2 separate regions of the Homo sapiens genome follow, and region 1 is linked to region 2. A link is an interaction called in ENCODE POLR2A ChIA-PET data of the cell type or tissue named here. Cell type or tissue: B cell. All regions are shown on one strand. Links, peaks and the distances in the headings refer to the core of each region. The heading gives the core; the rest is flanking DNA. Region 1 overlaps DENND4C (DENN domain containing 4C). Region 2 has its middle 9.6 kb from the start of PLIN2.

Evidence for each region. ChIA-PET counts read pairs that join two places held together with the same protein. Peaks named below come from ENCODE experiments on the same cell type or tissue, not always from the same donor. Only the 100,000 strongest peaks of a DNase experiment are listed, where the experiment ranks them.
Region 1: POLR2A ChIA-PET joins it to region 2 with 12 read pairs; 7 of 35 experiments call an interaction of 5 or more read pairs at or near these places.

What each region holds. Positions count from the first base shown.
Region 1 is chr9:19,365,673-19,368,592 of GRCh38, reverse strand. All of the region lies in intron 30 of DENND4C (DENN domain containing 4C), which reads right to left. Among named protein-coding and RNA genes, the nearest start is that of RPS6, 13 kb to the left of the region's middle. In B cell, for the core only: no CTCF peak of the experiment used is centred there; no DNase peak of the experiment used is centred there; H3K27ac peaks cover 286 bases.
Region 2 is chr9:19,135,655-19,138,574 of GRCh38, reverse strand. No RefSeq gene overlaps it. Among named protein-coding and RNA genes, the nearest start is that of PLIN2, 9.6 kb to the right of the region's middle. In B cell, for the core only: no CTCF peak of the experiment used is centred there; no DNase peak of the experiment used is centred there.

The sequences.
Region 1 (2,920 bases), core at 143-2,642, 230 kb before region 2:
ACTCCTGGTCCCAAGTGATCCTCCCACCTTGGCCTCCAAAAGTGCTAGCCTGATTTGCCTAGCCTAATAACTTCATATGAGAGAATAATCTTTACCTGTTTCAGCCTCTGTTATTTTCTGTTAAATATAGCAGAGTCTAGTGCTAATTAGAAGGAACGTAATTCGGCCGGGTGTAGTGGCTCATGGCTGTAATCCCAGCACGTTGGGAGGCTGAGGCAGGCGGATTGTCTTTTTCATTATACATTTAATTATATTGTATTGTGTAACACCGCCCCTAAATAAAGACAACTGGTAATAGTTCATTTGTGTTAAACCGAAAAAAAAAAAAAAAAAAATAGCAAAGTCCTCTGTTATGATAACAGGAAATACTGGCTGCTATGAGTTTTCATCCTAGGTCTTCCACCTGCTAAATGATAGACTTTGAATAGTGTTAATCTTCACACTATGCTATAATTTCACAATTATTGAGATAAGTCTCAAACCAAACATTACACCAATTTAAATACACAATTCAATGGTTTTTAGTATATTCATGAAGTTGTGCAACCATCATCACTATCAATTTTAGAACATGTTCATATCCCAAAAAGAAACCCCATCTCAACCCCTTAGCCCTAGGCAACCACTAATCTACTTTCTGTCTCTATACATTTTCTTATTCTGGATATTTCATATAAATGGAATAATACAATCTATGCTCCTTCACAACTGGTTTCTCTTCTAGAGTGGTTTCAAGATTCAACTGTGTTGTACATATATCAGTACTTCATTGTTTTCTGTTGCCAAATGAAATTCCATTGTATGGATATACCATACTTTATTTATCAATTCATAATTTTTTTTTCTTGTTTTTGAGATGGAGTCTCGCTCTGTTGCCCAGGCTGGAGTGCAGCAGCAGAATCTCAGCTCACTGCAACCTCTGCCTCCCTGGGTTCAAGTGATTCTCCTGCCTCATCCTCCCAAGTAGCTGGGACTACAGGCATGTGCCACCACGCCCAGCTAATTTTTGTATTTCTTTTAGTAGAGACGGGGTTTCCCCATGTTGGCCAGGTTGGTCTCGAACTCCTGACCTCAAGTGATCTGCCGGCCTCAGCCTCCCAAAGTGCTGGGATTACAGGCGTGCGCCACTGCGCTCAGCCCTCAATTCATAGACTGATAGACATTTGTTTCCGTATTTTTGGCTATTATGCAAATGCTATTATGAACATTCATGTGCAAGTTTTCATGTGGACATCATTTCTCTTAGGTATATACGTGAGTGCAACTGCTGTATCATATGGTAACTCATATGGTTTGCCATTTTGAGGAGCTGTGAAACTGTTTTCCAAAGGAGCTGCACAATTTTATATTCTAACTGACAGTGTCTGAGGGTTCCACTTTCTCCACATCTTCACTAACTCGTTATTATTTTTTTTTATTATAGCCATCCTAGTAAGTATGAAGTGTTATTTCCTTGTGGTTTTGATTTGCATATCCTTGACAGCTAGTGCTGTTGAGCATTTTTCATGAGCTTTTGGCCATTTGAACATTTTATTTGAAGAACTACTGATTTACAGCCTTTGCTCATTTTAAAAATGGGTTGCCTTTTTATTACTGAGTTGTAAGAGTACTTTACATAGTCTGGGTACAAATCCTTTTTAAGATATGATTTGCAAATATCTCCTCCCAATCTGTCGATTGACCTTTCACTTTTTTGATGGTTTAAATTTCAGAAGTTCTTTCTTTTGACTAAATCCAACTTATCTACTTTTTCTTTTGTTGATTGTGCTTTTGTTGCTTTTTTTGAAGGCCTTGCCTAACTAACACGGAGTCATGAAGATTTACTCCTATGTTTTCTTCTAAGTGCTTTATAGTTTTAGCTCTTACATTTAGGTTTATGACCCATTTTTAGTTCATTTCTATGTATGATTTGAGGAAGTATCCAATTTCATTCTTTTTATTATTGCTAGCCTGTTGTCCCAGCACGTGTTGAAAAGACTATTCTTTTTTTTGAGACAGAGTCACTCTGTTGCCCAGGCTGGAGTGCAGTGGCGCAATCTTGGCTCACTGCAAGCTCCGCCTCCTGGGTTCACGCCATTCTCCTGCCTCAGCCTCCCGACTAGCTGGGACTACAGGTACCCGCCACCACGCCTGGCTAATTTTTTTGTATTTTTTTAGTAGAGATGGGGTTTCACCGTGTTAGCCAGGATGGTCTCGATCTCCTGACCTCGTGATCCGCCCGCCTCGGCCTCCCAAAGTGCTGGGATTACAGGCGTGAGCCACTGCACCCGGCCGAAAAGACTATCTTAAATGGTCTTCACACTGAAAGGCAACTGACCATACATACATGTGAGGGTTTATTTCTGGAACTTCAGCTATATTCCATCAACCTATGTCTCTTTTTACACCAGTATTTTACTTTCTTGATTACTGTAGCTTTGCAGTAAGTTTTCAAATTGAAGAACTGTGAGTCCTATAACACTGTTCTTTTTCAAGATTGTTTTCGTGATTCTAAGTCCCTTGAACATCCATATGAATTTCAAGATTCACTTGTCAATTTACGTAAAGAAGCTACCTGAAATTCTGATAGGGACTGCATTCAATCTGTAAATCAATTTAGGACTACTTCCATCTTAATAATATTAACTTTTCCAGACCATAAACATTGGATTCTTTCCATTTACTTATTCTTTAATTTCTTTCAACAATTATTTAAGTTTTTGGAGTGTAAGTTTTGCATTTCTTTGGTTCAATTTATCCATAAGTATTTTGTTCTAATGCTATTATAAATAAATAAAATTGTTTTCTTAGTTTCATTTTGAATTATTTGTTCAAAGATATAGAAATAGTTGATTTCTCTATACTGATCTTATAGCCTGGAACCTTGCTGAACTTATGCAGTTCTAATATGGTGTGTGTGTATAATAATATGTTAGGTGTG
Region 2 (2,920 bases), core at 191-2,690:
CAAAAAAAAAAAAAAAAAGAAAAGAAACTACTACTTGCCTTGTACTATGTTTAGGTTTTTATATACACTGTCGTATTTTTCTCCACAATGATCTTTTGAGGTAGGTATTATTATCACCATAGTATGCATGGATTCAAAGTTGGGAATCTGATTTCAAAGTCAGTGGTTTTTCAGGAGTCTCTCTGAACCTATTCTGATTCAGTGGCTGCCTGAAAAAAAAAGTCAATGGTTTTTCCATTATACAATGCTCCACTAAGAAACCACAAAAGAGCTTACTGTAATTGATAAGCTCCAGTGCACACCTTATTTGTATACAGTAGATTAGGAGTTGTTTCTTCATTTTTGTTGAATCATGAGTTTTTCCTATTGTGAACCTTAATTGCTTGATGTGGTGATGACAATATAAAAACTATAAGTGTTATGTCACTCCACTTTAGCCTGGGTGACAGAGTAAGACCCTGTCTCAAAAAGACGAAACAAAACAAAACAAAAACCCAGAAAACTAAAATCTTCTTCTTAATTTCTCTTTGCTTTATTCTTCTTGCCTACTTAAAATTTATTCCTCCTATAATCTGTGCGTTTTTGTAAGGCAGTTTAAATCTTTTGTGTGGTGGAGAATGAATTGGATATAAACAAATAATAAAAAGCAAGCTACAATTATGAATTCACTAAACAACCACATTCATGTAAAGAGAATAAAAATACTTGAAATTGTGACAGCCCAGGATAATTTCAGTTTATGAGATCTCAAACATACAGCTAGCTGCAAAATAGAGAAGACAAGTAGTCTAGATGAGAAATAGATTTGAAATTGACAAGGTCTATCTTTTGAATCCTTTTGCTTGAATTACCTGTTTCAGAAAGAGAAGGGGCCAGGGCAGGCTCAAAGACTTGGTTTAGATGGGGAGAAGGAGGTTGGTCTCTTTGGAAACAAAGTCAAAACAAGGTCCATGTGAAAAAGGCATTGCCTTTTCCTCTTCATGGTATTTGGAGAAGAAACACAAAAAGAAAAGCAGAGGATCAAGTTCAGGGGTGATTAAGAATGCTGAGTAATTGAGTCATCCAAGAAATTGTTCTTGCTGCTGACCAGTTTGCATGGAAGTTGAACTGGTCAAAACAGAAATCATCTGGCCTTCTGATTGGTAACTTGTAACCCCATTATCTTGGTCTCTGATTCATAAGAAAAGTAGTTTGATCTAATTTCAAGCTCAGGTGAAAGGAAGAAATGAGGCCGGCCATGGTGGCTTATGTCTATAATCCCACCACTTTGGGATGCCAAGGTGGGTGGATCATCTGAGGTCAGGAGTTTGAGACCAGCCTGGCCAACATGGCGAAACCCCAATTCTACTAAAAATACAAAAATTAGCCAGGTGTGGTGGCATGCGCCTGTAATCCCAGCTACTCGGGAGGCTGAGGGAGAATCACTTGAACCCGAGAGGTGAAGGTTGCAGTGAGCCGAGATCGCACCACTGCACTCCAGCTGGGTGACACAGAGAGACTCTGTCTCAAAAAAAAAAAAAAAAAAAAAAAAGCTGGGTGCGGTGGCTCACACCTATAGTCCCAGCACTTTGGGAAGCTGAGGTGGGCAGATCACAAGGTCAGGCGTTCAAGACCAGCCTGGCCAACATGGTGAAACCCCATCTCTACTAAAAATACAAAAAATAGCCGGGTATGGTGGCAAGCGCCTGTAATCCCAGCTGCTCTGGAGGCTGAGGCAGGAGAATTGCTTGAGCCCGGGTGGTGGAGGTTAGAGTGAGCCGAGATTGTGCCATTGCACTCCAGCCAGGGCAACGGAACGAGACTCCGTCTCAAAATAATAAAAAGAACGAAAGAAAAGAAAAGAAGAAATGAATATAGGAACTTTCCTCTGTGATTGGATAGAGCTATCTTGTGACAAGAGAATAGCAAAAGTCACCTGTCTGAGATAATGTTTTGGAAAGGACATTATAAAGCCATATACAATGTAAGCAATTGTTTTTGTTGTTGTTTTTGATTAAGACAACACAACTGAAGGGAACCCTAGATATCATCAAGTCTAATTCCTTCATCTTATGATGTCTATGTGGACACTGAAGCCTGTCAGGTTAAGTGTATTTGTTGCCCAAGAGCACACACTTAGCAGAAGTAGCAATGTAGACTTTAGAATTAGACAAACCCTATGCAGGGCCCGGCTCTGCCATTTACTAGTTTATGATTTAGGGCTGGGGAGCGCCTCAGAGAGGTGAAAAGCTGAGCTACACAGAGAAAGTGGAGTTTTCCAGAGGGTCAGGCAATACAGACAGAGGGAGCAGTATATCTGAAGAGGAGCTATGACAGGGAGGATGAGCTTAATGAAGAAAGGGATGCAGGTGGCTGTAGCTGGAGCACATGGAGCTCTTGGGGGAGGGACGAGAAATTATGGGAAGAAAGGGAGGCTGTTGTCTTGTCTCTGGAAGAGGAAACTCCACTGCCAGATTTTTTTTTCTTGCTATATCAATATTACTTTGCATCAGCAACATACCCAAAGAAGCCTGAGTTGCTATAATACAAACTCTAGAAAAGGTGGCTTTTCCAGCAGAGTCTCCTATACTTCTTAGTCTAGGAAGGCAGACTGGAAAGGGCCTGGGATATTACTGGTCCCTTGAAGTCCCTTCCAATAATCCTGTGAGCTGAGCTCTCTTCAGCTCAATGCCCAGGAAGGCTTTCTTAGGCAACAGTTCTCGGGGTGTGTTCAAACAAACAAACAAACAAACAAACAAAAAACCATGAATAATAGCTACCATTTCTATGTGCCTGGCATTATTCTGTTGAGTGAATTGATTCATTTAATCCCCACAAGTCTTATGAAGTAATCACCGTTATTTTTCTACTCCTCAACTTTTCAAAACTTTTTTCTTTTTTTTTCTTTTTTTTTTTTTTTTTGAGATGGAGTCTTGCACCT